2 separate regions of the Homo sapiens genome follow, and region 2 is linked to region 1. A link is a loop called in an ENCODE intact Hi-C map of the cell type or tissue named here. Cell type or tissue: Calu3. All regions are shown on one strand. Each heading gives the region's core, and the rest is flanking DNA. Links, peaks and the distances in the headings are about the cores only. Region 1 overlaps CAMSAP2 (calmodulin regulated spectrin associated protein family member 2). Region 2 overlaps KIF14 (kinesin family member 14).

Region 1 (15,462 bases), core at 4,123-9,122:
GTAGAGACGGAGTTTCGCCATGTTGGCCAGGCTGGTCTTGAACTCCTGACCTCCCACCTGCCTTGGCCTCCCAAAGTGCTGGGATTACAGGCGTGAGCCACTGAGCCCGGCTCAGGTATTCTGTTACAAGAAGAAAATGGACTAATACACCAGGTAATTCTTATGTACATTAAAAAGTAAGAACTGAAGTACAGGACCAATGACCACAAAAAAGGGAAGAAAGTTCTAGAGCAAGTAGTAGAAAACTCACGTTTGATGTGAAGGGGGAAATTCTTCATTGTAACAGTAGGACAAAAGAAAGGCAATGAGTGCGATCCAAAACTGTTTACAGATTTGCTAGTATAAAGGGAAGATAATTCCCACCTAAAGCCTTCCCATCTCTGGTCTCAAGAAAAGATAAGGCAAATTTAGCTGACAGTAGTAGGGAAAGGGTTACAGAAGGTCCGAGAATTAGAGGAAAATGGGTAACACAGTTGTCATGAAGCGTGGGAAAGCAAACTTAGGGACACATTTGTTGGACTGGCAGTGGAAGTTTGTGCTTATGAACTTAAAGTGAAACCAACTTCCTTGTGTAAATTTCTCCAGCAATATTTGCCTCTGCAAATGCAGGTTAGAAATAAAATGGGTAACTAAGCTAAACCATCTGAGCTGTTACCAAATGAGTAACAGGGAGGGAAGGGGAGACATAAGAACTGAGAGTACTTATAAAAATCTAAGTTCAAGATGGACAAATATGAAGTCCAATAAGATTGTGAGAAATTAATAGGCTCAATAGTTTATAAGTCATAATGAGGTTCAACATTTTAAAAATTATTATTTAAAGCAAGTGGGTTAGGAAGATAGGAGAAACTGTTCAAGAATGGGAAGTCTGTAATGGGATGTGAAGGTTGCATAGTTTCTCAAGATGAATAGGTCTAGAATGTAACTGTGATTTTCTACAGCTGAGGAGGAGTCAGGGAAAGATTACTAAAGATGAAGAAATAAAGGAACTCCAGAGGCAAAGTATTAAGCAGTCCTTCTACAATGATACTGATATTATGGATAATGAAGATAGCTGTAATAGTGTTTTTTACATTTAGCTTTTTATTACGAGCTTCATGCCAGCTTTCAAGAAAGGATACCTGGAGATATAACTTCTTTTAAATCCGTTTAGTGCTTGTCTTCAGATAAGGTTTAATTTTCTTTTGGCTGGCAGTTGTAAATGAAAGTGGATCAAGACAAATTAACTACTCAAATTGGCAAAGGGAGTGATAAGCTGACAAATTAAGCATCTTCAAAGCACAAATCACAGCTCCATAAAAATTTCCAAGAAGAGGAATCCACAATCAATAGGATCTTGTGCAACTTGGTCAAGCAAACCTAAGAATCCCCTAACTGGAAATGTAAGAAAATTATTTCATTCTTGAAATGAATTCAAAAAATATTTACTGAACACCCACTGTGTATAGTTCACTATTAGGAGTGTTCTGAATTTTTTCATAATCTGGTATGAACCAGATTAATCATTAAGAGTAATTATAAATATTGGCCAGGCGTGGTGGCTCACGCCTGTAATTGCAGCACTTTGGGAGGCCAAGGTGGGTAGATCACCGTGAGGCCAGGAGTTCCAGACCAGCCTGGCCAACATGGCGAAAACTCGTCTCCACTAAAAACACAAAAATTAGCCGGGTGTGGTGGCAAACGCCTGTAATCCCAGCTACTTGGGAGGCCGAGGCATGAGAATTGCTAGAACCTGAAGGGCGGAGGTTGCAGTGAGCCGAGATCATGCCACTTCACTCCAGCCTGGGTGACAGAGCGAGACTACTTCTCAAAAAAAAAAAAAAAAAAAGAGTAATCATAAATATTGCTAAGTATACAGAAAACTATTTTCATCATTTTAAGCTTTTTTACTAAAAAATTTAAGTGTATTTTACAACTTAAGTTTGCACTTTGATTTGAAACAAAAAGAGTAATGAAGTGGCAATGTATAATTTAGAATTTCACGTTTTCTGGCTATGAGATGCGATTTACTCAAGTGAGTATAATCCTACCTTATTTATCCAGTACATGACAGCGTCCTCAATATCATAGGGCAGATCTGTGGCTTGAAAAAAAGCTGAATACTGCTGAGCACACGCAATTACTTTTTCTATACTGACCATTTCTACAGTATAAGCCATCATGAGGGTATCGATCATGGCCAAATGTGCACTCTGAAAATATAAAACAAGAACAAATAGTTTAAAAATTATATTTAGAAATTGCTTTTTACATATTTTGAAATGTTAATGACATCTCCTAACAAGCAGCAGAATAACTACAGAAGACCAGCCTTAATAAGAAAGCATAAATTGTACATGCTAAAGATGAGCTAACTGACCCAAACTAATTTATTGTTCAAATACTTATTGAGGATCTATATTTAAGATACTCATTATCTTCTACTCCAAAGATGCTTCTTTTCTTGTTTTTCCTATTTTTTATAATGTCATGGTCATTTACTCAGCAATATAACTTACCGACTTCAGAACCATCTTTGACAGTCTTTCCTCATTCTTCTCACCCACATAGTACAAGTTTATAGATTCTCTATCTTTCAAATCTTCCCTCTTCCTCATTCTGATTGTCACAGTTCCAATTCAGACCCAAACATTTCTCACACTTGAACAAGGTAAAAAATTCTTTAACTGGTTTTCCTGCCTCCAACTTCTTCCTCATCTAATTCATCCAGAACAGGACTTCTAGCCTTTGGCACAGATAGATAGATTTGGCATAGATAGATAGATAGATAGATAGATAGATAGATAGATAGATAGATAGATACACACACACACACACACACACAATTATATGGAAGTTCTAAAAAAAACATTACAGTAGTATATGAAGTGCCCCTCCCTCCACCAGTTTCTTCAGTCTGGTATATATTCCTACAAAAAAGTTTAATGCCTATGAAATATGTACACATTTACACTGCTTGGCATTACCAACAATGTTACAACATTGTATTTCTCCAGGGATAATTCTTAGTTGTGGCCACTGGGTCCAAGGGCAACCACAATTTAAGTTTTGATAGATAACCATTAATCTACTCTCTAGAAAGGTTACACCAACTTATCTCCCACCAACGTTATCAGCCTGCCTGTTTCTCCACATTTTTGACAACATTAGATATTATTCACTTTTAAAAATCTGTATCAACATGAAAGTTTAGAAGACCCCACTCTTGTTTGACTTTACAATCCTGATTATCACTGAAGATGAGCATCCTTTTATGTGCTTTAGCAACCATTTGCATTTCTTCTTTGGAAAGCTACCTGCTCAAATCTTTTGCCTATTCTTAACTGATTTGTAAGAGCTCATTATATATTAAGTACTTTTTAACCTTCTGTCATTGAGGTAGCAAATACTTTCCCCTAGTTTTTCTCCAGACTTTCAACTTTAGGGTACCTTTTGTTGCAGAGTTTTAAATATTTACTTGGTAAAATCTGTTAATCTCAGTGTTTTCCTTTATGGCTTTGGAGTTGATAACATGTTTATAAAGGTCTTCTCCAACCCCAAAATATAGAAATATTATTCTCTATTTTTTCCATAACTTTAATTCCATCTGGAATTTACTTTTGACAATGTTATAAACTAGCGGCTGTTTTTTCCAAATCGGAGATTGCATCATATCATTCTCTCATAAAGTCTACCTCATTTTCTACATAACGAAGTCTAAACTCCTTAAAAGAGGTAAAGTTTCTTTCTTTCTTTCTTATTAGCTGCTTTGTTAGTCTAGCCTTAGAATCTACCATTTCCTTCTCCAATCTGCTACCAGTTTTCAAGCTTTTGTGCCCTGGCTTGTTGTCCTCCTAACAATACAGACTAAGTTTTGTCGTTGGTTTGAATGTTACTCTGATTGTGAAGATTTTTCCAGTTCTCTTTCCAATCAAAATGACTCACTCAACCTATCAATGAGTACAGGTTCCTACAGAATATTGTTTCTGTTTGCATTAATTTCTAAATTATCTAAAGTACGGCATCAGCACTGGTATTTTTAAACAGCTTCCCCAGGTGATGCTAATGAGCAGCCAGGGTTGAGAACCACTGATTTCTCTGACATGTGCACAGTCACCTGCATATGACTCTATTTCTCTAGATAGACAGTTGTAGGATATTATCTCAGTTATCTTCCTATTCCCTACATCTAACGTGGTATCTGGCAACTAGCAGGGGCTAAAGAAAGGAAAGGAAAGAAAGAAGCTAGCCTTTTGGTTACTATAAAGACTCAAGAGCTGGGTTACTCTGGAGGTTGAGGAAGTGAATTCTGATCGTTTAGGAGGTGGCAGTTCCAGCTTCTAGAAAACTGAGCAGTATTTATAGGAAAGCTGACGCTTTGTAAGAAGCAGAATGCTTAACACTGGCAATCATAAAACCAACAGTGGCTCCTACTTACTAAGTCTAACTTATGTGCCATATACTGTGCTAAATACTTTATTAGTATATTAACTCTTTCATTTCAAATATTTTTTGAAATAAGCCTGGAGACAATAGATAAAAAACACTTTCTATAATCCTCAAAAGTCTCTAAAGGAAGTATCATTTATGTTTTATATGTGCAGAAACTGAAGTTTAGACAATTATGCAATTTGTCCAAACCTGTGTGCTCTTTCTACCATATCATGCAGTTGGCAGGAGTTAAGTCATTTTGTTGCAAAGCAAAAAAATATGTTTCAGAAATGACAAACATAATATGCAAGAAAGAAAAAGTAGGATCAATAATTATTTCAAATTAAAACCGCATTTTCATATTCAATCTCCTCTAAGAAGTATTTTCCACACTGCTACTGTCCAACTATCCCAGTTCTTCCTTCACACTCAGAATATTGCAGCCTTTCTCTTAGTCATTCATCTGTATGTATCCTCTCCGTTATACTCCATCCCTGGAGAGCAGGGATCCTGTCTTTTTCACTTTTGTTCCTAGACAATGTTTTATGGGTGAAAGTAAATTCCTGTTTAACAGCATTAAAAAGCATGGCATTTTTGGATTAAAATGTGGGAAAATATTTCAAGAGCCACAAAATCATTCATGTACTCTTAAGACTCCTCTTGGCAGTTTGTTCTATAAACACATGAGAGAGGATAAAAACGCTGTATAAATAAAAAATAACCATTATAATATTATACAACAGAAAGAAAACAATATCCAACCAAAATGAGTAATTTATGATATATTAAACTATTTAAAAATAAGGGAAATGTGTACAATATAAAATTGAGTGGAAAAAACAGAATACCACACTATAATACTGTTTTATATATATACATAAAAATATGAAAAAGGAAGGAAACAGACAAGAAACAAGAAAAACAGAACATCTGGCCAGGCGCGGTGGCTCACGCTTGTAATCCCAGCACTTTGGGAGGCCGAGGTGGGCAGATCACAAGGTCAGGAGATCGAGACCATCCTGGCTAACACGGTGAAACCCTGTCTCTACTAAAAATACAAAAAATTAGCCAGGCGTGGTGGCGGACACCTGTAGTCTCAGCTACTCAGGAGGCTGAGGCAGGAGAATGGCATGAACCCGGGAGGTGGAGGTTGCAGTGAGCCGAGGTCGCACCACTGCACTCCAGCCTGGGCAACAGAGCAAGACTCTGTCTCAAAGAAAAAAAAAAAGAAAAACAGAACATCATACCATAATAATGTTTGAATACCACAGACACACACGCACACACAACAGAAAGGGAAAATGAATGAATAAAAGTAAAACTTAGAAATTACCTTGTTATAGTATGTAAAAACACAAATAAAATCTATAGTTTACTTCGAAAATTGGGATACATTTTCAGAACAAAGCTCATTTCACTGATTAACTTCCCAAATTAAAAAACAAATTTCTAAAAATTCCACTACTGTGCTGTGGTTATTTCCATATGATATTCACTCACTTTAAGAACTCTTACATTTTAGTGTGATTTTTTTTTTTTACTTCTTAACTTTACAATATGATAGTGATAATTAAAAATTATGTATAACAGAAAGTATATACACAATGGATTTAGAAAAGATCAACATTAAAAAATAAACTCAAGGCTAAAATCAATCAGTTTGGAGCTATGATAGCTCCAAATAAAATATACACGTTTAATTGCTTACCTAAAGCATTCAGATCAGAATAATAACAATAACTAACACTGTTAAGTGTCACATACTGTTTTTGGCATTTTACTGTTTTCTGTCATGTACTGTTTTCAGTATGTAATGTTCTCAGCATTTGTATTAATTTAATGAAACAACCCTGTGAGGGTAAGCACTATTACTCTACCTATTTTACAGATAAGAAAACTGTATAACCTGTCCAAGGTTACACAGCAAGGAGGCAGTGATGTAGGGATTCAAACTTAGAAATCTGCCTCCAGAGCCCACAACACTGAACATCACACCTGCAGACTTAAATCCCAACCTCTGCACCTTGTAGGAGGCAACTGCGGCAGCAACAGAAACAGCAGTGTACATTGCAACCACCAGGTGGCAGAGCATAGCATGACATCTAAGAGCAGCAGCAGGAAGGCTGGTTATGGAAGAAAAAGCAGGAGGGCTACTTGGCATTTCAATGAAAAGAAAAGGATTTGGGGAATGTGGAATCCCAGGGACTTTACTGGGTGAGAGCTGAAGTATCATCCAAAGGCCACCATTAGGTTCTATATCTGTGTTACAAGGGTTATATTTTTATCATCTCCAACCAGTGGAGTCTAAGCAAAAATAAATTACATTTATGTATTAGAAATGAAGGTTAAACCTATTAAAGAAAGGAAAGGGTTTCAGTGTTATAAGAAATTTTTAGCCTCATAAATTAAGATAAAAGATCTACTACTGCATGGCTTTTACTATTCTTGTATCAGATTTAGACATAGAACTTAAAAAAAAATCCTAAAATGAACTTAGTTTTTGGACTAATAAAGTGGCTAGACTGCCTACTATGCCCAAGTACGCCCACAGGTATTTAAGAGGAAATAAATACTTTAATCAATCACAAACATGAGGTACTAGTTATTCTGCTAAAATGGTACATACTGCATATTCATATTAAACTCTATAGTTTTTCAAAGTTATTCCAACTTAGAAAATATTTTACATATCATTTATCTATATAAACACTTTTTCATAAGTTTCATTTATCTTTAATTTACATGGAGATAAAAGTAAAACACCACTTGCAACTCCGCTGAGATGATATGTCATTTTATCAATGAGGAAATCTCAGGATGAGTATCTACATTTGGTCACAGAGTTAGTAAGAGTTAGAACTAGGATTCAAAATCCTGGTCTGTCTATGGTCAAAGCTCGTATACTTGCCATTCCTCCATGTTGGCCCCAGTATTTCACAATAAATCTTTTGTTATTATGTAATAATACTTTGCCATTGAATTACTATTTCTAAACTTCTGATATTGACAATTCAAGAATAAACTAAAACCAAGGCTTCCAATCCAAAGACATTCTTATATAGAACTATCTTGGTTTAAAACAGAATTTAGTTAAAATAAAATCCAGTTTTAAACCAAGACAGTTGTACTATAAGGCTGCAGAGATAAAAATCTTGCTATTGCCACCATAGTATTACTACTGTCCTCAACTCAGTTAAACTAGGGGTTACTAGCTGCCAACACATCAAGCACTGTCCTCCTGCCTCTCAAAGCTCAAATGTGGTTCCCAGAACAAATAAATAAATAAGGTACTAAGACGAGTTAAAGAGATTATGAAAAAGAAAACAAGGATACCACCTACACTTAAGAGTTCATCTTAGATACTGCCATCTGACTCTAGCTTTTAGCTTATAGGTAACTCATCTAAATATAATTTAGATGGTGTAAGCTTTAATAACCTTCAGATAATTTAGAAAGGATATCAGAGATTGAAAATCAACTTAATAAAATAAAGCATGAAGGCAAGATTAGAGAAAAAACAACGAAAAGGAACAAACAAAGCCTCCAAGAAATATGGGACTATGTGAAAAGACCAAACCTACGTTTGATCGGTACACCTGAAAGTGATGGGGAGAATGGAACCAAGTTGGAAAACACTCTTCAGGATATTTTCCAGGAGAACTTCCTAACCTAGGAAGACAGGCCAATATTCAAATTCACGAAATACAGAGACCACCACAAAGATACTCCTCGAGAAGTGCAACCCCAAGACACATAATCATCAGATTCACCCAAAAGGTCAGGTTACCCACAAAGGGAAGCCCATCAGATTAACAGCGGATCTCTACGTGGAAACCCTACAAGCCAGAAGAGAGTGGGGGCCAATATTCAACATTCTATTTTTTTTTTTTTCTTTGAGATGGAGTCTTGCTCTGTCTCCAGGCTGGAGTGCAGTGGCGCGATCTCAGCTCACCGCAACCTCCACCTCCTGGGTTCAAGAGATTCTCCTGCCTCAGCCTCCCAAGTAGCTGGGACTATAGGCACACACCACCATGCCCAGCTAATTTTTGTATTTTTAGTAGAGAAGGGGTTTCACAATGTTGGCCAGGATGGTCTCAATCTCTCGACCCTGTGATCCGCCCGTCTTGGCCTCCCAAAGTGCTGCAATTACAGGTGTGAGCCACTGCGTCAGGCCTCAACCTTCTTAAAGAAAAGAATTTTCATCCCAGAATTTCATATCCAGTCAAACTAAGCTTCATAAGCGAAGGAGAAATAAAATCCTTTACAGACAACCAAATACTGAGAGATTTTTGTCACCACCAGGCCTGCCTTACAAGAGCTCCTGAAGGAAGCACTAAATGTGGATAGGAAAAACCAGTACCAGCCACTGCAAAAACATACCAAATTGTAAAGACCATCGACACTATGAAGAAACTGCATCAACTAACAGGCAAAATAACCAGCTAGCATCATAATGACAGGATAAAATTCACACATAACAATATTAACCTTAAATGTAAATGGGCTAAATGCCCCAGTTAAAAGACAAAGATTGACAAATTGGATAGAGTCAAGACCCACTGGTGTGCTCTATTCAGAAGACCCATCACATGTGCAAAGACACACATAGGCTAAAAATAAAGGGATGGAGGAAGATTTACCAAGCAAATGGAAAGCAAAAAAAAAGCAAGGGTTGCAATCCTAGTCTCTGATAAAACAGATGTCAAACCAACAAAGATAAAAAAAGACAAAGAAGGGCATTCCATAATGGTAAAGGGATCAATGCAACAAGAAGAACTAACTATCCTAAATATATATGCACCCAATACAGGAGCACCCAGATTCATAAAGCAAGTTCTTAGAGGCCTACAAAGAGACTTAGACTCCCACACAATAATAGTGGGAGACTTGAACACCCCACTGTCACTATTAGATCAACGAGATAGAAAATCAACAAGGATATTCAGGACTTGAACTCAGCTCTGGACCAAGCAGACCTAATAGACATCTACAGAATTCGCCATCCCAAATCAACAGAATACACATTCTTCTCAGAACCACATTGCACTTATTCTAAAATTGATTACATAATTGGAAGTAAAACACTCCTCAGCAAATGCAAAAGAATGGAAATCATAACAAACAGTCTCTCAGACCACAGTGCAATCAAATTAGGACTCAAGGTTAAGAAACTCACTCAAAACCGCTAAACTACATGGAAACTGAACAACCTGCTCCTGAATGACTACTGGGTAAATAACAAAATTAAGGCAGAAATAAGTTCTTTGAAACCAATGAGAACAAAGACACATGTACTAGAATCTCTGGAACACAGCTAAAGCAGTGTTTAGAGTGAAATTTATAGTGCTAAATACCCACAAGAGAAAGCAGGAAAGATCCAAAATCGACACCCTAACATCACATTTAAAAGAACTAGAGAAGCAAGAACAAACAAATTCAAAACTTAGCAGAAGACAAGAAATAACTACGATCAGAGCAGAACTGAAGGAGAAAGAGACATGAAAAAGCCTTCAAAAAAATCAATGAATCCAGGAGCTGGTTTTCTGAAAAGATTAACAAAATAGATAGACTGCTAGCCAGACTAATAAAGAAGGAAAGAGAGAAGAATCAAATAGATACAATAAAAAATGATAAAGAGGATATCACCACTGATACCACAGAAATACAAACTGCCATCAGAGAATACTATAAACACCTCTATGCGAATAAACTAGAAAATCTAGAAGAAATGGATAAATTCCTGGACACATACTCCCTCCCAAGACTAAACCAGGAAGAAGTCGAATCCCTGAACAGACCAATAACAAGTTCTGAAATTGAGGCAGTAATTAAAAGTCTACCAACCAAAAAAAAAACCCCAGGACTAGACGGATTCACAGCCAAATTCTACCAGGGGTACAAAGAGGAGCTGGTACCATTCCTTCTGAAATTATTCCAAACAACAGAAAAAGAGGGACTTCTCCATAACTCTTTTTATGAGGCCAGCATCATCCTGATACCAAAATCTGGCAAAGACACAACAAAAAAAGAAAATTTCAGGCCAATATCCCTGATGAACATCAATGTGAAAACCCTCAATAAAACACTGGCAAACTGAATCCAGCACCACATCAAAAAGCTTATCCACCACGATCAAGTCAGCTTCATCCCTGGGATGCAAGGCTGGTTCAATATACGCAAATCAATAAATGTAATCCAGCATATAAACAGAGCCAAAGACAAAAACCACATGATTATCTCAATAGATGCAGAAAAGGCCTTTGACAAAATTCAACAACGCTTCATGCTAAAAACTCTCAATAAATTAGGTATTGATGGGATGTATCTCAAAATAATAAGAGCTATCTATGACAAACCCACAGCCAATATCATACTGAATGGGCAAAAACTGGAAGCATTCCCTTTGAAAACTGGCACAAGACAGGGATGCCCTCTCTCACCACTCCTATTCAACATAGTGTTGGAAGTTCTGGCCAGGGCAATTAGGCAGGAGAAGGAAATAAAAGGTATTCAATTAGGAAAAGAGGAAGTCAAATTGTCCCTGTTTGCAGACGACATGATTGTATATCTAGAAAACCCCATCGTCTCAGCCCAAAATCTCCTTAAGCTGATAAGCAACTTCAGCAAAGTCTCAGGATACAAAATCAATGTACAAAAATCACAAGCATTCTTATACACCAGCAACAGACAAACAGAGAGCCAAATCATGAGTGAACTCCCATTCACAATTGCTTCAAAGAGAATAAAATACCTAGGAATCCAACTTACAAGGGATGTGAAGGACCTCTTCAAGGAGAACTACAAACCACTGCTCAAGGAAATAAAAGAGGATACAAACAAATGGAAGAACATTCCATGCTCATGGGTGGGAAGAATCAATATCGTGAAAATGGCCATACTGCCCAAGGTAATTTATAGATTCAATGCCATCCCCATCAAGCTACCAATGACTTTCTTCACAGAATTGGAAAAAACTAAAGTTCATATGGAACCAAAAAAGAGCCCGCATTGCCAAGTCAATCCTAAGCCAAAAGAACAAAGCTGGAGGCATCACACTACCTGACTTCAAACTATACTACAAGGCTACAGTAACCAAAACAGCATGGTACTGGTACCAAAACAGAGATATAGATCAATGGAACAGGACAGAGCCCTCAGAAATAACGCCGCATACCTACAACTATCTGATCTTTGACAAACCTGACAAAAACATGCAATGGGGAAAGGATTCCCTATTTAATAAATGGTGCTGGGAAAACTGGCTAGCCATATGTAGAAAGCTGAAACTGGATCCCTTCCTTACACCTTATACAAAAATCAATTCAAGATGGATTAAAGACTTAAACGTTAGACCTAAAACCATAAAAACCCTAGAAGAAAACCTAGGCATTACCATTCAGGACATAGGCATGGGCAAGGACTTCATGTCTAAAACACCAAAAGCAATGGCAACAAAAGCCAAAATTGACAAATGGGATCTAATTAAACTAAAGAGCTTCTGCACAGCAAAAGAAACTACCATCAGAGTGAACAGGCAACCTACAAAATGGGAGAAAATTTTCACAACCTACTCATCTGACAAAGGGCTAATATCCAGAATCTACAATGAACTCAAACAAATTTACAAGAAAAAAACAAACAACCCCATCAAAAAGTGGGCGAAGGACATGAACAGACACTTCTCAAAAGAAGACATTTATGCAGCCAAAAAACACATGAAAAAATGCTCACCATCGCTGGCCATCAGAGAAATGCAAATCAAAACCACAATGAGATACCATCTCACACCAGTTAGAATGGCAATCATTAAAAAGTCAGGAAATAACAGGTGCTGGAGAGGATGTGGAGAAATAGGAACACTTTTACACTGTTGGTGGGACTGTAAACTAGTTCAACCATTGTGGAAGTCAGTGTGGCGATTCCTCAGGGATCTAGAACTGGAAATACCATTTGACCCAGCCATCCCATTACTGGGTATATACCCAAAGGACTATAAATCATTCTGCTATAAAGACACATGCACACGTATGTTTATTGCGGCATTATTCACAATAGCAAAGACTTGGAACCAACCCAAATGTCCAACAATGATAGACTGGATTAAGAAAATGTGGCACATACACGCCATGGAATACTATGCAGCCATAAAAATGATGAGTTCATGTCCTTTGTAGGGACATGGAAGAAATTGGAAATCATCATTCTCAGTAAACTATCACAAGAACAAAAAACCAAACACCGCATATTCTCACTCATAGGTGGGAATTGAACAATGAGATCACATGGACACAGGAAGGGGAATATCACACTCTGGGGACTGTTGTGGGGTGGGGGGAGAGGGGAGGGATAGCATTGGGAGATATACCTAATGCTAGATGATGAGTTAGTGGGTGCAGTGCACCAGCATGGCACATGTATACATATGTAACTAACCTTCACAATGTGCACATGTACCCTAAAACTTAAAGTATAAAAAAAAAAAAAGACAAAAAAAAACTTATGCTCTGAAAACTACAAAACATTGTTGAAAGAAATTAAAGATAAACAGAAAGACATCCCATATTGATGGATGGAAGACTACATACTCCTAGGATGGCAATACTTTCCTAAATTGGTATACAAAGTAATGTGATCTCTATCAGAATCCCAGGTAGCTTCTTTATAGAAACTGACAAACTGATCCTAAAATTCATATTAAAGCTCAAGGGACTCACCACAGCCAAAGCAATCGTGAAAGGGAACAAAGTAGGAGGACTTATACTTCCTGATTTTAAAACTTTCTACAAAGCAACAATAATCAACACAATACGGTACTGGTATAAAAACAGAGATCAATGGAACAGAGTCCATAAATAAGCCCATATGTCTATGGTCAATTGATTTTTTTTAACACAAAAAATTTTGTTTAACTATTGAACAGCAAATAGTTAAGTAGTAACCTACAAGAGGATTATGGCATTGTTGTTCCAGACGTACTGCTGTTATACCCAATCTGTATTAAACATAGTCAGGACCAAAGGTGCCACTGCTACTCTGCTATACCCAGGTGGAACTATGCATGTGGCAGCCCTGGCAAGAGGGGTGACTTTCATGAGATTCAAAATACCTCTCTGAAGAGTTTCAAAATCTTAACAATATGACATATGCTTAAACAACTGATCGCACAAAACTGCTATTTTTATTTTATTTGGACCTCCCTGGTTAGATATGTCAATGAAGTAGGCAGAGCAAGTCAAAAAAGTATGATGACTAGCATGCGACTATCAGCACAATGATACTGATTTAACTGCTATTTAATTCTGCCCAAATTTTTAGGAAGCAAATATTAGAGACAAGGAAGTAGTTGAGAGTTCTCTTTCATCTGTTTATATACAAGTAGATGAGTATCTGGTTTACATCTTGTCACTTACATTTGGTAATAATCACACTACCCAATGAAGAAGTGTTTCCAAGATAATGTTAAAACAAGCTGATATTAAGCTTTATTGCAAACTTAATATATATAAGAAAGAGTATAGCTCAAATATCTATTGAAACGCAAGGCCCAGACAGATGAAAGATATGTCTCCTGAGCAGACTCATCGACTTCATCTGGACTATATGTAGCTTCAAATGGCAAATTAAGGGCATTTAAATGTGGCTGTACTGGATGGACACATACAGGAATGGCATACTAGTAGTCAAACCAATATAGTAAACAAAGGAAACAGTTTAGAGCAGTCGTTCCAAATATGGATGATCATCAAAAAGATCATAAATTCCCTGGCATCAAACCTTAGAGGCTGACTCATTAGATCTCTAGAGAGAAGCCCAAGAACAGCATACTATCAGGAATCTTGCTTTCACAGTCCCTCACAGCTACAAGTGATTAACCTTTCTACAGGACATTGCCAATCACATCACTCTACAGTCAAAAGCCTTCAGTGACTTCCCAGGGCCTACCCAACAAGTCCAGGATTATTTAAATAATATTAAAATTCTTCAAGATCTTAAAATAATCACTCTTTTCAGGTCTTCTAATACTTCCCCACATAAATCCTATAGTCTAGCAGCATAGGTTAGCAAAGACCATTTAAGCAGAGTACCTAGGTTTAATCCCAACTCTGCCACTTACTAACTAGGTGATCTTTGGCAAATTCCTTAACTTCTCTGTGCTTCAATACCTCAACTATAAAATGGAGTGACAATAATAGTACAAGGCATTTCATGCTGTAAAAATAACATGGTTTATGTCAAGAATAGGGTTAGGATGAATCACTCAAAAGTCACACAACTTTATAACCAGGAGGCAATGAGGACTGCCCAGGCAGACTCATCAACATGGCTGGAGGTTGCCATACTGAAAAATGCACAAAACTACAATGTGGAAATGCAGATGGGACTCTAATTAGAGCATGGATGGTGAGTGCTGCTGGTGAATCCAGATAGACATGGATCTCAGCCAGCAGAGCCAGATTAAGGCAGGCACAGGAGGCAATACAACTTGACCCTAGCCAAGAACTGCATTGTGCTGGGAATGCGTACCTCTGGGAAGGGGCCCTGGGGCAGATGCTCATTTTAAGATTCAAATATGGAAGAATCCTATGGAGATATCAGTAAGAACTCATGATTACATATTTCTCCTGGCATTGTCATGAGTTAAGGGCCTAGCAGTAACACTAAAACAGCAGCAATAAATACATCTATCCCCAGATCATGGTTTCTAAATAACATTCCCCATTAATATAAACCCAAGGCTTCACAGAAAACAGCTGGTTCCAGGTCAGAGATAGGGAAAGAAGAAAGTGAGTCTGGAATATTTGGTTATGTCATATTTGGTTATGCCAAACCCGCTGATTTGCAGGGTCTATTGTACTTACTGAAAAAACTGTGTATAAAGTGGGTCTGCTCAGTTCAAACTCATGTTGTTCAAGGGTCAACTGTATGGCAAAATGTTTATCTTATCTTAGTTTTTAAACTTTTGGCAAAATTAAGAATAGAAGAAAATATAATTTAGAAGCAAACAAAGCTTGTATTTTTTCCACAGAAATCAGTAAGCACATCTTATACATG
Region 2 (15,462 bases), core at 2,479-7,478, 240 kb after region 1:
GGCTCTGATCCACAGAGTCCTCAGGATCCAGGCTCCTCCCATTGGTCCCATCCGCCATGCCCAAAGTGTAGCCCCTGATTTCATGACCCACTATGGAGGAGCCCCATCTGAGCTCAGCACAGCAGGGTGGAAGGAGTGGTGAGAAGGATAGGGCAAAGTTTGCCTTTTTTTTTTTTTTTTTTTGAGCTGGAGTCTCACTCTTGTCACCCAGGTTGGAGTGCAGTGGCGTGATCTTGGCTCACTGCCCCTCTGCTCCTGGGTTCAAGCGATTCTCCTGCCTCAGCCTCTCGAGTAGCTAGGATTACAGGCACTCACCACCATGCTCGGCTAATTTTTGTATTTTTAGTAGAGATGGGGTTTCACCATGTTGGCCAGGCTAGTCTCGAACTCCTGACCTCAGGTGATCCGCCCCCCTCAGCTTCCCAAAGTGCTGGGATTACAGGCATGAGCCACTGCGCCCGGCTGAAGTTTGCCTTCTTTTAAGGGAGGTTTCTGGAAATCACCATATGCCACATCTATTTATATATCTGGCTAGAATTTTATCATTTGACTACATCTAGCTGCAAGTATCATGAGGAAATGTATTTTTTAAAAAAATTCTGGACACCTATGTGCCAAGCCAGAAATCAAGGGATCTGTGGAAGAAGTGGAAAATTGATATTGGAGAATACTTAGTCATCTACCATATTAACAAATTCCTTCTTAAAAATTCCTTGATATGCAAAAGGAGCAGATAAGAAATTAATGGCCGAGTACAGTGGCTCATGCCTATAATACTAGGACTTTGGGAGGCTGAGGCAGGAGGATCAGTTAAGCCTGGGACTTTGAGACCAGCCTGGGCAACATAGTGAATAATAACAAATATCCAACTTGTTAGATACTTTGTCTCTAAAAACATAAAAAAAATCAGCCAGCTGATTTTTTGGTGGCATGTACCTGTGGTCCCAGCTACTTGGGAGGCTGAGGTGGGAGGATTGCTTGAGCCCAGGAGTTCGAAGCTACAGTGAGCCATGATTGCACCACTGCATTCCAGCCTGGATGACAGAGTGAGACCATGTCTCAATAATAATAACAAAAAGTAAACTATTTAAAAAAAGAAAATACTAAGAGGGTTAGATTTCACTTTTAAAAAAGGATAATTAGACCATGTAATAAAATGTTATAGAACAATTGAACAAATTTTATGTTATAGTGCCCACCGAAAGACTTTCCACATTCTATTATTGCAGTAGAATTTTTGTTGTGTCAAATACTTCCTGAATGGGCTATTTACTAGCTGGGATTTGGAAATCTTTAACTGATCTAACTAGTAAACTTGAAATCAGATGATTGTTTTTAATGTCCGTTGTTCTCCCTCAGGAGGATTTTCTAGGTCTCCCCAAGACTTGGTTAGGCACCTGTCTTATTTGCTTCTCTGATAACCCTAAACTTCACCCGTTATGACTTTTAATATAACATACTATTTATAAGCCTGTACATCTCAATGGACAGTTAGCTCTAAGAAGGTAGAGGACAGTGGGTGTCTTTTTTCACAAGGCACCATTATGTGATAGATGTTTGGTTGGATACTTGTTATTGAATTAATTATAAATTCATATGGGATGAAGGATGACTTTGGATATAGGTAATGAGGAAATAGGATGACTAAAACAAGGGGTGGCGGGGTGGGTGGACTGCAAACAGGTGTGGATGAAATAGTAGATGAAGGAGAATTTCTGACAGCATAGAATCATGAAAATGAAAGGTAGGATTGGCCAGAGAGCAAAGCTAGAGAGCCAGAAGCGAAGGGTCTGACTTAAGTTTGAGCCTAGAAAAGGAAGCTTGTTGAAGGATGGTCAGTGCTTAGTTGGCTCTCAGATTTTAGAGGCAGTACTAGAATAGTGGGAGAACACACACAAAACAAAAACTCACTACTGGCACTTGAAAAACTGATGTTTGAACCCATGCTAAATTAGTTGTGCGTCCTTGGGCAAACTGCTTAAATTTTTGAGTCTCCTGTTTCTCACAGGAAAATAAAGCTGGAAATGCCTACTGGGCAGGATTGCTGTGAGGATCAGATGAATTAATGTTATAAGAATGTCTCTCTTAGAGTAACTGGTGTGTAGTTTCTTTCCTTCTTTTCATTTTCTGAGAAGAACACTTTGAACTGAACTTGTGGGTTTCAACTCATAGCCCTGTGGGAAATCTTATACAAGGAATCAAGGATGGAGAGACCAGGCGACTTGGAGGGGAAGTTAGATTAAGCTCAGGACAGACTTGTGTTAAGCTAGCAAACCTGAATTTAGTGACTACACTTTCTACTAAGTATGGTTTGAGAATCCTTTTCTTGTAGCAATACAATTAGCATATTCCCCAAAGCAGGCCAGGAGAAATATTTTGAAGAGACACTACAGGGGGCAGGTAACAGAAAGAAGAAAAGCTCAAGAGAAGCTTCCTCATTCCTTTTTTATATGTGTACTCTGAGTGCATGTGGGAAGTCTTTTGTTTGAAGGTGTTTGGGGTTTTTTCCATCCCTTTTGCTTCCCCTTCCTCTCCCTCTCGATTTCTTTTTCCTTGAGAAAATCATATCTTTATTAACTGTCAGATGGTTATCAGAACAGGAAAAGTTCAGATGCAAAAGAGCCACCCTTCTTTTTCTTTCTTTTGGCTTTTACTTATTAATTCTGTCTTATATGTAGTTAATTTTGTACTTACTTATGTCTCCTATTAGTGTGTAAGGTCTTTGAGGGTGGAGACTATATCTTACTCATTTTATCACCTTTAGCAGCCACAGATGTTTTCTGGTTCTGACTGAGACATTTATGAAGTGAGATCACTATATCAATAAATGCAGAATTTATTTTCTCCAGATGATTTTTCTTTTCTTTTTTTTTTTTTTCTTCTCTTTTCTTTTGAAAATCAGTGAGACAGAGTCTCTCGCTCTGTCACCCAGGCTGGAGTGCAGTGGTGCGATCTCGGCTCACTGCAATCTCCACCTCCCAGGTTCAAGTGATTCTCCTGCCTCAGCCTCCTGAGCAGCTGGGACTACAGGCGCCCGCCACCACGCCTGGCTAATTTTTGTGTTTTTAGTAGAGATGGGGTTTCACCATATTGACCAGGCTGGCCTCAAACTCCTGACCTTGTGATCTGCCTGCCTCGGCCTCCGAAAGTGCTGAGATTACAGGCATGAGCCACCGTGTCCGGGACATTTTTCTTTTTCTTTTTTTTTTTTTTTAAGATGGAGTCTTACTCTGTCACCCCGGCTGGAGTGCAGTAGCACGATCTCAGCTCACTGCAACCTCTGCCTCCTGGGTTCAAGCAATTCTCATGCTTCAGCCTACTGAGTAGCTAGGATATAGGCGTGTGCCACTATGCCTGACTAATTTTTGTATTTTTAGTAGAGATAGGGTTTTACCATGTTGGCCAGGCTGATCTTGAACTCCTGACCTCAGGCGATCCACCCGCCTCGGCCTCCCAAACTGCTGGAATTACAGGCGTGAGCCGCTGTGCCCGGCCCTTATCTTTTCTTTACCACCTGTTATAATCTCATGTATCTGATACACTTGTCCATTTTTATCTTACAGGGATGCTGTTTGGATATTTCATCAATGATAAAAGAGGCTCAAAAGAATGCAATCCAAATTGTACAACAAGCTGTAAAGTATGTGGGGCAGTTAGCAGTTCTGAAAGGGAGCAAGCTACATTTTCTAGAAAACGGTAACAATAAAGCTGCCAGTGTCCAGGTAATTTAGCAATGTTAGTTCAGACAGACTTCATCTGAGGGAACATTAGACTTTTGATAATAGTACAGTACTAAACATGGCAAGTTCTTTTTAAGTTTTCAAAATAGCTTGTACTTTTAGTAGTTTTGCAATAAGATTTAAAACTGTTTGGGCCGGGTGTGGTGGCTTATGCCTGTAATCCCAGCACTTTGGGAGGCCGAGGCAGGTGGATCACTTGAGGTCAGGAGTTCGAGATCAGCCTGGCCAATAGGCGAAACACCCGTCTCTACTGAAAATACAAAAGTTAGCCAGTCATGGTGGCCCACGCCTGTAATCCCAGCTACTCAGGAGGCTGAGGCAGGAGAATCACTTGAACCCAGGAGACAGAGGTTGCGTTGAGCTGAGATTGCGCCAGTGCACTCCAGCCTGGGTGACAGAGTAAGGCTCCATCTCAAAAAAAACCCAACAAAACCAAACAACCAAAAAACTTTTAAATATATTGGATTATTTTGCAAACCTTATTTTACCTTTCAGATCCTTAATTTGATGCTAGTCATCCACCGTGGAGGGTTTTCTCAGCCAATCAACACATGAAAAAACGTTGTAATACCAGATAATTTGTATCTGCTTGCTTTCACTAGTTATGCTATTGAAAACATTGTATTATATTAGAATGTTGCTGTGTTCTGGCTGGGGGCGGTGGCTCACACCTGTAATCCCAACACTTTGGGAGGCCAAGGCTGGTGGATCACCTGAGGTCAGCAGTTCAAGACCAGCTTGGCCAACATGGCGAAACCCCGTCTCTACTAAAGATATAAAAATTAGCTGAGTGTGGTGGCAGGTGCCTGTAATCCCAGCTACTCAGGAGGCTGAGATAGGAGAATAACTTGAACCAGGAAGGTGGAGGTTGCAGTGAGCCAAGATCGTGCTATTTCACTCCAGCCTGGGCAACATGAGCGAAACTCCATTTCAAAAAAAAAAAAAAGAATGTTACTGTGTTCTAGCAATATAGAGCCCTGCTTAAAAGATGATAAACATTCTTTGCAATATGTTATATATGGGATACTAAATTACAGATTTGCTAATTTTATTTCTTTACAGACCACAGACTGTTAGTTCTTATTCTAGCTTTAGTTGAACTTAATAAACTTGGGATGTATTATAGTCCTAAAGTAAGCAGAAAATATAACTTAATTACTTGATAATTTAAAATATATAAAACCTAAATTTAAATAAATTAAAATACATAAAACCTAAATTTTCTAGTTAATGCTTAAATTCTTTTTCTAGGAGGAATTCATGGATGCTGTTTGTGATGGTGTAGGCTTAGGAATGAAGATTTTATTAGATTCTGGACTGGAAAAAGCAAAAGAACTTCAGCATGAACTCTTTAGGCAGTGTACAAAAAATGAGGTAAGATGAATAAAAGAATATTCTGTACAGTACTAAATAATATATAAAGTTGATTTTTTCAGTCAACAAATTAGATTTCTATAAATTCATATGTTTTAATTTGTTTCGAGTTATTTTTCACTGAAGAGGCTGACATCATGATCTTATGGTGATATTTTCCCAAGTTATTCTTGAGTCACTGCAGCCTCTATTGTTAATATTTTGCTTGGTCCTGTTGCAGCTATTTTCAAGAATTCAGTCTGTAAACTCCTAAGCAGAGAGTGGAGTGTGGTAGTGACACCTAGTGTTCGCTTTCTGGTTGTCATTTTCTTCCTTAGCTTTGTTTAGTCTTCTCCTCTTCTAAGAATGGAAACTATTAGTAACATTTATTGATTCAGTATCTTGAACTAAATATTTTTCTGGGGCATTCACATAAGATATTTCATATCAAGATACAGAACCAATAAGCATTTCAGTGATTTCCTAAAATATGTGTCCTCCCATCCTCCAGCTAACATTACTTAGTACCTTAGGAAAGATCTGGGTTTTAATATTAGAAGACATGTATTTGAAACCTGGTTCTATCACTTTCCACTTATCATTTAGCAAGTCACTTAATGCTCTGACCCTGTCATGTAAGCATACCTACATCACAGGCTGTAAACTATTTACTGATTAATTTCCTCTGACAGTTACTGGACTAGGTGCTTTACATGTAACAGTGGTAAATCTTAGCCATTTCTATAATGGGTTTGTACTTTGTCAGTAAGAAAAAGCCCTATGAATATCATATTTCATATTCATATCATTTTTCAAGGTAGGAATTTATATTCTTCATTTCATTGAATTAGAGTATTTTGCCTAATTACCCAACTATTAAGCCCTGAGCCAGGATTTTATATTCTGCCTGACTCCAAAACTCAACATGCTACATAAATAAGTTTTTAAAACTATTGTTCATGCATTAATTTTCTTTATTGACAATTACTGTTAGTGAAGTGGGGATTAGGAAGATACAAATTCAAATTCTTATGAGACTGAATTTCAGAGACTTGTCTGTTTTAGAGTCTTGTAACAACATATTAAAACCATCCTTGGCCAGGGATGGTAGCTCATGCCTGTAATCCCAGCACTTTGGAAGGCCAAGGCAGGAAGACAGCTTGAGCCCAGAATATGAAACCAGCCTGGGAATCATAGTGAGACCTTGTCTCTACAAAAAATACAGAAATTAGCCAGACATGGTGGCATGCATCTGTAGTACCAGCTACTCCGGAGGCTGAGGCAGGAGTATCACTTGAGCCCAGGAGTTTGAGTCTGCAGTGAGCTGTGATTGCACCACTGCATATCAGCCTGGGCGACAGAGCAAGACCTTGTCTCAAACAAACAAACAAAAACCACCCCTGTCCATTCCATTGCTCTTGTTGGAGTCAGGTGGCTGGGGCAGTGCTACCTGGGGACATTTAGGTTCCTGAGATCTTAGCTACTAGGATGTCTCCTCATTTATGTATATACTGATTGATCTAGAAAAGTAGATCATGTGGAGGACTATTGGCTTCTGTCCCTCTGGGTGGTTGTTTCTGGGAAGGCATGGAATAAGTTAGTTTTTTTGTTGTTGTTGTTTAGAAAAACTTTGGTATTAATGTACTTCTAGCTCATCTTAGAATCTGAGGTGAAACTGTGTAAGCCACAGAGATTCTCCATCCCTTTGCTCATACTACAGGGTTATACAGATTTCTCTCTGCCCAGAAAAACTCCATCTCAGAACAGGGGAAAGACATGGAACATTAAGCTGCTCTCCTACTTCCTATGTAGCCTTGAACAACTTACCTGAGCCTCAGTCGTTCCATTTTTAAATGAGGATGATCATACTTATTTCATAAAATTGTTCTGAGGATCATATGAGATGAAGAAACAACGTATACGAAAATGCTAAAAATATAGTGCCTGGCAAATCTTAAGTCATTCATCTTACTTGCACGTGTTCTCTTTTTCTCAACATATGTCTGCCTCTCTCACTTTGTGTTTTTTTGTTTTAAAAAATAAAAACACGGCTGGGCGCGGTGGCTCATGCCTGTCATCCCAGCACTTTGGGAGGCCAAGGTGGGCGGATCACGAGATCAAGAGATCGAGACCATCCTGGCCAACTTGGTGAAACCCCGTGTCTACTAAAAATACAAAAATTAGCTGAGCGTGGTGGTGCACATCTGTAGTCCCAGCTACTCAGGAGGCTGAGGCAGGAGAATCGCTTGAACCTGGGAGGTGGATGTTGCAGTGAGCCAAGATCGTGCCACTGCACTCCAGCCTGGCAACAGAGCAAGACTCTGTCTCAAAAATAAATAAATAAATAAATAAAAAATAAAAGTAAAAACACATTGTTACTAAATTTAGGAGCTCATATTGTCACTAAATCAAGCTTGCGCTCAAATAGGCATGAGGCTGATTTCAGTTCCATAGTGCAACTTTGAAGAAAGGGATATATTGGGCTGTCAAAGGCTCATTCAGACCACCACTGACGTCTCAAATTTGGTTTTGCTCAGCAGCAGCACCATTTATCACTAAAACACTTCACCATATTTGCAAAGTGATACCACTTTTGCAGTCTATCACTATTGCAAAGAATTTCTGCTGGCAATAAGTGCAGAAGGGTATAGAATAAATTAATGAAAAATATAGATGAAATAATATGTGGGAATGTGTTTAGTAAGCTGTTGAAGTAGGTGCAGGTGTTAGCCTTGGTATTGTTTTGAGGAAATAAGCAGCAAAAGGGCCAGGCCCATCCTGTATACAATTGACCCTATCTGCATACCCTCCTTTCTCTCATTTTCTTTCTATAGTATGACAAACCTGTACTTTGTTGTTCATGGTAGGGTTTTAGTTTATCTATTCTTGTAAGTTAAAACTCCTTTAAGAACCTATAGAAGAATAAAATATCCAAAGAAATAGAAAATGAGCTGAAACATAAAAGGCATGGAGCTACAATTTTAAAGCTGGAGTCAGGAAGGAAAAATAATTTGGATATTCTTTTGGAATTTTGTTTTTTTTTAAACCACATAGAGCAAATCTGAATTAGGGCTAGGGAAGCTCTCTGTGAGTAAAGCCAATTAAACACTGAAAAAGAATCCCCTGGCAGAAATTGAGCAGGAAAGCACCTTAGGGGGCAGCATTGGATAGAATAAAAGCAAAGGCTTAGAATTTAGATGTGGGCTCCCACTCTAGTTCTCAGTCTTAGGAGTTAGGAACCAAGGTCTGTTTCCTTACCTATAAAATGAGGTATACAATGGGCAGCATAGGACTATAATGGAGAATCAAATAACAAAACATTTGTAAAGTTTTTAGAGTATAGTATTTGCTTGATATGTTACTTACCCCCTTCCAAGGGAAATTTAGAAATTTTGTATCTATAAATATTTAAGTATAACACAAAATTTGTTATAACAAATATTAGAGGGTGTCCATATTTAATATAGAAATCAATGTGCAATTTATTTTGAAAGAAATTATTAATGAATACAGGTGAATTAGACTGATTATTTTCCCATGTCACAGGTAAATAGAAAATACAGACTAAGTATATGATCAATGTGTTTAAAAGGAGAGTAATTGCTATAGCTTGAAATTTTTTATGTAAATAAAATAAATGAGAGAGATTATAAAGTTGAACTCTTAAAAGTGAAATAAACTTATTTGGAAAGAAGTCAATGTGCAATTTATTTTTGAAGAAATTTCACATGTATGATTTAAGTACTCTCAAGCTATTTAATTGCAATCCCAGAAATAGAGCTCCAATCTTTGGGCTTCTAGACTAGAATTTTTTAAAAGTCTGGTCCCATGCAATTCTATGATTTTTGTACTTCTGAATAATAAAGTATAATAAAATATTTTAACATTCTCTATAGGTTACCAAAGAAATGAAAACTAATGCCATGGGATTGATTAGATCTCTTGAAAACATCTTTGCTGAATCGAAAATTGTAAGAGAAGCTTTAAATTGATTTTAATTTTGCTTATTTTTTATCATTTCACTTGGTTCAAATGTAGATATTTTTATTTCAGTGTTTATCCTTAGCCAGAGACAACTCTTTTGTATATGTCTAATTGTAGCATGTAAGATAGCTCTTTGTCTTTTTTATGTGTGTCATAACTTACTAGTTCTAGTAGTGGATAAAGGATTGTATAGAAATTTATTAATATGTCTGTTTCTTATTGCTACTGGTTTAATAACTGTCAGCTTTTGCTTGGATGGGTCATTATAGGCTAAAAAATTGTGTTTAATAATCATTGTGCTCAAAGATTTTAAAATACAGTTGAATTAGATAGATTATTCCCATGTCACAGGTAAAGAGAAAAATTAAGTATATGATCAATGTGTTAAAAAGGAGAGTAATTGCTATGGCTTGAAAATTTTTATTTAAATAAATGAGAACTATTATAAAGTTGAGCTCTTAAAAATGAAATAAATGTATCTTTTAAAGTATTGAATAATAAATGGCACTGTTACTTTATTCCATTCTCATGTAATAGGATGACAGACTTTGAAAATTAATTGAAAATTCTGATTTCTTTTGAAAACAGTAATTACTATTGTATTTTGGTCTTGCTTATAGAAATAGAGTTAAGCACTGGTGAGGAAATTAAACTCTCTTTCTTAAAGAGAAGATTCTGGCAATTAAAATCATATTGACTGAGCCTTACTGCCATTGAGCCTGTTAATGTATTATTTTAAATATTAACTTTATTTATACAGAAAAGTTTCAGAAGGCAAGTACAAGAAGAAAACTTTGAATACCAAGATTTCAAGAGGATGGTTAATCGTGCTCCAGAATTCTTAAAGTTAAAACATTGCTTAGAGAAAGCTATTGAAATTATTATTTCTGCACTGAAAGGTATGATTCTCCAAATGGAGTTTATAATCAGAATTTTATATTTTAAGGAACCTTAGACATCTTTCCTTTTTTTTTTTGAGATGGAGTCTCGCTCTGTCACTCAGGCTGGAGTGCAGTGGCTCGATTTCAGCTCACTGCAACCTCCGACTCCTGGGTTCAAGCGATTCTCCTGCCTCAGCCTCCCAAGTAGCTGGGATTACAGGCATATGCCACCATGCCTGGATAATTTTTGTATTTTTAGTAGAGATGGGGTTTCACCATGTTGGCCAGGCTGGTCTCGAACTCCTGACCTCAAACAATTCACCCACCTTGGCCTCCCAAAGTGCTGGGATTACAGGCATGAGCCACAGTCCCCGGCTGACATCTTTCCTTTTTATTTCTAACCTTTTCATTATTTTAGTCATTAACTGAAGCCTACCCAATGCTACTTCACTGATATTAGTTACCCATATAGGAACTTGTATTTATAATTAAATTCCCACTTAATGTATGTATCAGTACTTCTACCTAAATAATTAGATCCTGAAAAACCAAGTGCTCATCTAGCAAATAAACACTTTAGTTGACTAATCTTAAGTAGTTTGGAATTGTTTTGATAGGGTCACTTTGACTTAAAAGATATCTAGAGTCTATAAAAGTCATAAATACCTGATGAAAACTGAAAAGGCTAATTAACTTTTCCCTCCTCTCTTGCATATAGGATGCCATAGTGATATAAATCTTCTCCAGACTTGTGTTGAAAGTATTCGCAACTTGGCCAGTGATTTTTACAGTGACTTCAGTGTGCCTTCTACTTCTGTTGGCAGCTATGAGAGTAGAGTAACTCACATTGTCCACCAGGAACTAGAATCTCTAGCTAAGTCTCTCCTCTTTTGTTTTGAATCTGAAGAAAGCCCTGATTTGTTGAAACCCTGGGAAACTTATAATCAAAATACCAAAGAAGAACACCAACAATCTAAATCAAGCGGGATTGACGGCAGTAAGAATAAAGGTGTACCAAAGCGTGTCTATGAGCTCCATGGCTCATCCCCAGCAGTGAGCTCAGAGGAATGCACACCCAGTAGGATTCAGTGGGTGTGAATACTGATGTGTAGGCACTTTTATGACCACCCATGAAAGAAAAAGAACACTTGCTCGGTAATTTTCTTTATGCAGGAGAGTTTAAGAGAAATCAGCACAGATATTTCAAAAAAGTCCATGTCTTTTTATCTTTAAAATATCTATTTATCAAAGGCCAGACACAGTGGCTCACGCCTGTAATCCCAGCACTTTGGGAGGCGGGCAGATCACAAGGTCAGGAGTTTGAGACCGGCCTGGCCAACATGGCGAAACCCCGTCTCTACTAAAAATACAAAAATTTGCTGGGCATGGTGGCGCGTGCCTGTAATCCCAGCTACTAGGGGGGCTGAGGCAGGAGGATCGCTTGAACCTGAGAGGCAGAGGTTGCAGTGAGCCAAGATCATGCCACTTTACTCCAGTCTGAGCAACAGAACGAGACTTAGTCAAAATAAATAAATAAATAAATAAATAAATAAATAAATAAATAAATAAAATATATTTTTATCTTTAAAGTGTTTAACATTGGTATACTGTCTGTAGTTGGTTCATTAGTCGTTTATAAAGGGTTATTTTCTCATGAGTGGAAACCTGAACAATCAGTTACCTTTGTGCCTATGCCTTCTCTCTCCTCAGACAGCTGGGATGTTTATGGTGAAATGGCCTGTACAAGTTTAACTAAGACAACTTAACTTGCATTGTTAATCAAAAATTCTTTTCTCAAAGGGTTAACTGGTTGCCATTTTGAATAGTATGTTCAAGGGTGTAGCTTCCTGTTTCTTTCCAAATTATAAGTAGCTACCTAAATATAGTATAATTATATATTAATAATATGGCTTGCTGGCACAGTAGTTTACCCTGTTATCTGTGTTTCATAATGGGGGCTGTATGAATATTATTTAAAACTAATAAAATGTTGCCAGAATTATACTAAACTGTTGGATGAGATTAGGAGATCAGAGGCTGGACCTTCTCTTGATAATGCTTGTTTTGTTAAAGGTATAATGAAATAATTTGTATATGATTTGATGAAGATTAAAGACCCTTATTTTCCACAGCTTTAAAAAAAAACCTTTATTTATGATCAAGTAATAAAGATAATATTCTACTTGTGGGATCTTACATTACGGAAATAGTTTGACGTTTTTGACCTCAAGAGTATGTATAATTTGAAGAGATACTTTGTAACTATGCTTGGGTGATATTGAGCAGTTCCTAAAGAATAATTCATTTAAAAAAAAAGAAGAAAAAAAAAGAAGAATTCATTTAAATAACCTGATCCTTTCATTTGCCCTTTTCGAATTTACAGATACTACTTGTACATTTGGCATAACTAGTTGAAATTGGCCATTCGTACCATGAATAAATCTGATAGTTTCCTTGTTAGGAAGAGATTGTAAGTAAATACAGTCATTGCAGTCAGAACAGTATTAGTGAACCTTGTGTGGTGTTTTCAAGCTCTTTAAAATGGTACAATGTAGCACATTTGCTTTCATTTCTTTTTTTATTTTTGGCATTTGACCTTGTATTCTTTCTGAAGCTCTATATGTGTTTTTATTAGTCAATAATCTGGCAAGTAGCACTTTGCCTGTGCAGTTTGCTGGAGTGTAGATGTACATATGAGGATTTCCCGGGAGGTGCACTTCTTTGAAGAACTTCCTAAAGTACCTGTATAGTAGTTTTCATCTTAATATTCAGTATTTAATCTTCAGTTTGTGCTTTGTAAACTCATGACTTAATTGGTCAGAAACTTTTTAGTGTCTTTATAAAATTTTGTATACATATTTATACTAAACACATTGTGATACTGTATTTGAATGAATGGTGAAAAAATATTTGCTATTGGAATTATGTGCACTGACAAGAAATGTTATAAAGAGAATGCCTTTAATAAATCTTTTCAGCATTAGAATTGCTTCGTGGTCTATGCTTTTTTATTTTACTGATTTTCTTTGTTTATTTTACTCTTCATTCAGAATAGCTCTGCCTTGATAATAGCTAGGCTAGTGTTGCAAATCAAGTTAATAATTAGGAAACACTAAACAAATATTAATATTGCCATAACAACTATTTTTTTTTAACATTGTTCTGCCTCTCTTTAGTTGATTATGCCTGGAATAGATTTATCACCATGTGGTATGTGTAAAGAGCATGAGCTTTGGAGTTTGACATATTTTTCACACGTTTGGAGTGTGAATCCCAGCTGGACTGCTTAGTAACTACATGACCTTAGACATGTTACTGTCTTCACTCCCATTCCTTCATCTGCAGAAAGAAAAGTAATACCCACCTCATGGACTATCTATCTATGAGCACTTAGTGAGAAAAATGTGGGAATAACTGCTGGCAAGTAGTAGACTGTTAGTGAATTTATTTTCTGTCCTTTTCATTACCAGCTACAAAACCCTTGTTATGTATATAAGATCACACTTGGTGCAGGCATATGCCATTTATAACATTCTGCCAATGTGCCAAATTGTATTGCAGTCCTTTATGGCATACCTGAAAATATATCTGCCGTCATTTTGTTCCATGATAATAAATGGACAATAAAGATAACTAAACATTATCTTACTGCTCTTAAGGTATAATGTGCTATGTGTCCTCCATGGAGTCAGTCCATCTGAAAGTTTTAGCAAAAGGCTGTTTTGTCTAGTTAGCTAACTAGCATACTTGAGTTTACAGAGCCTAACTATGTGCCAATAAGCATTTCAAGGTTTTCCCTAAATATGGAAAGTAAGAATTAATCACAGGTGAGGGGAAAAGGTATCAGTAGTTTGGTTCAGTTAAAAAAAAGCTTATGTGCCCAGCTTCCTGTGCATGATTCATCAGGTAAGTTTGTGCTCTGGATTTTGCAAGTTACAGTCATTGCATGATATAATCAAGACTGAGCTTTTCCATCTTTCTTCCTTTAGCCAATATTAGTTTATGGGATTTTTAGATGTGGAGCATGGCCATTTAGTTTGTTTTAGTATCTGATAGCTAGGTTCATTCATTCATTCTAATAATTATTTACTTAATGCTAGGTATGCTGTTGGTGTTAAGCCATAGCAACCTGAAAAAGATTAGATTGCCTCATGGACTTTTGAAAGGCCCAACTTGTTGGATCCCAGTTGTTCATAACATTATATTTTCTCGATGCCAAAGACCTCTAAACACACTAAACTCAAGTCGGGTGCAGTGGCTTATGCCTGTAATCCCAACACTTTGGGAGGCTGAGGAGGGTGAATCACTTGAGGCCAGGAATTTGAGACCAGCCCGGCCAACGTGGTGAAACCCCAACACTATTAAAAACACAAAAGTTAGCCGGCATGGTGGCGCATGGCACGCCTGTAATCCTAGCTACACAGGAGGCTGAGGCAGGAGAATGGCTTGAACCCAGGAGGTAGAGGTTGCAGTGAGCCTAGATCACGCCACTGTACTCCAGCCTGGGTGATAGAGCGAGACTCTGTCTAAAAAAAACAATAATAAACAGGCATGGCAGTGCATGCCTATAATCCCAGCTATTCGGGAGGCTGAGGCATGAGAATTGCTTGAACCTGGGAGGCAGAGGTTGCAGTGAGCCAAGATTGCGCCACTGCACTCCAGCCTGGGAGACCAAGGGAGACTGTCAAACAAACAAAAAACCAAACAAAAAACACACACTACACTCGAACATACAGGAGAACCACCAGAGAATCGCTGACTTATTCAAGACAGAATTCAGGGGTAAACTTTTGATTAAGCAAATGGCAACTGGAAACTGCATATTTCCTGTTGCTGAATGGTCCTAAACTCAGAGAATCATAGGTTTTTTAAAGAATTTAGCCGAGCACGGTGGCTCACGCCTGTAATCCCAGCGCTTTAGGAGGCCGGGGGTGGGTGGATCACCTGAGGTCAGAAATTCGAGACAAGCCTGACCAACAAGGTGAAACCCCGTCTCTACTAAAAATACAAAAATTAACCAAGCGTGGTGGCACGCGCCTGTAATCCCAGCTACTCAGGAGGCGTAGGCAAGAGAATCGCTTGAACCCGGGAGGCGGAGGTTGCAGTGAGCTGAGATGGCCACATTGCACTCCAGCCTGGGCGACAAGAGTGAAACTCCATCTCAAAAAAAAAAAAAAAAAAAGAATTTAAGAGCGATTTTGTGGTAAGTCACAGGCTTTCGTTTCTCTGGCTAATATTCAGTGAAAACCTCTGAATTTGTCTAAAGAGCGAGCATCTGCCCATTAGGGGGCCTCATTTTCACGAAGAGCAGATTGTGCTGTCCACTAAGAAGATGGAGAATCTCTGAAATTTGGAAAATGGATATCGCTTTCTATGGCCCTACATCCCCCTCTTTTTAAAATGGTGGCTCACGTCTATAACCCCAGCACTTTGGGAGGCTGAGATGGATGGATCACGAGGCTAAGAGATCTAGACCATCCTGGCCAACATGGTGAAACCCTGAC

What was found. Peaks named below come from ENCODE experiments on the same cell type or tissue, not always from the same donor. Only the 100,000 strongest peaks of a DNase experiment are listed, where the experiment ranks them.
Region 2: it touches region 1 in a loop (7-fold over the local background); 18 of 110 quality-filtered maps call a loop at or near these places.

What each region holds. Positions count from the first base shown.
Region 1 is chr1:200,794,106-200,809,567 of GRCh38, reverse strand. It overlaps CAMSAP2 (calmodulin regulated spectrin associated protein family member 2), which reads right to left. Exons shown (of 17, transcript NM_203459.4): 3 at 2,031-2,192. Among named protein-coding and RNA genes, the nearest start is that of CAMSAP2, 63 kb to the right of the region's middle. In Calu3, for the core only: a CTCF peak has its summit at 6,469 (motif pointing right); a DNase peak (open chromatin) is centred at 6,497.
Region 2 is chr1:200,548,982-200,564,443 of GRCh38, reverse strand. It overlaps KIF14 (kinesin family member 14), which reads left to right. Exons shown (of 30, transcript NM_014875.3): 26 at 3,564-3,722; 27 at 4,992-5,114; 28 at 8,990-9,064; 29 at 9,838-9,976; 30 at 10,677-12,944. The coding sequence ends at 11,056. Among named protein-coding and RNA genes, the nearest start is that of KIF14, 64 kb to the left of the region's middle. RefSeq lists a silencer at 5,420-5,469. In Calu3, for the core only: no CTCF peak of the experiment used is centred there; a DNase peak (open chromatin) is centred at 5,383.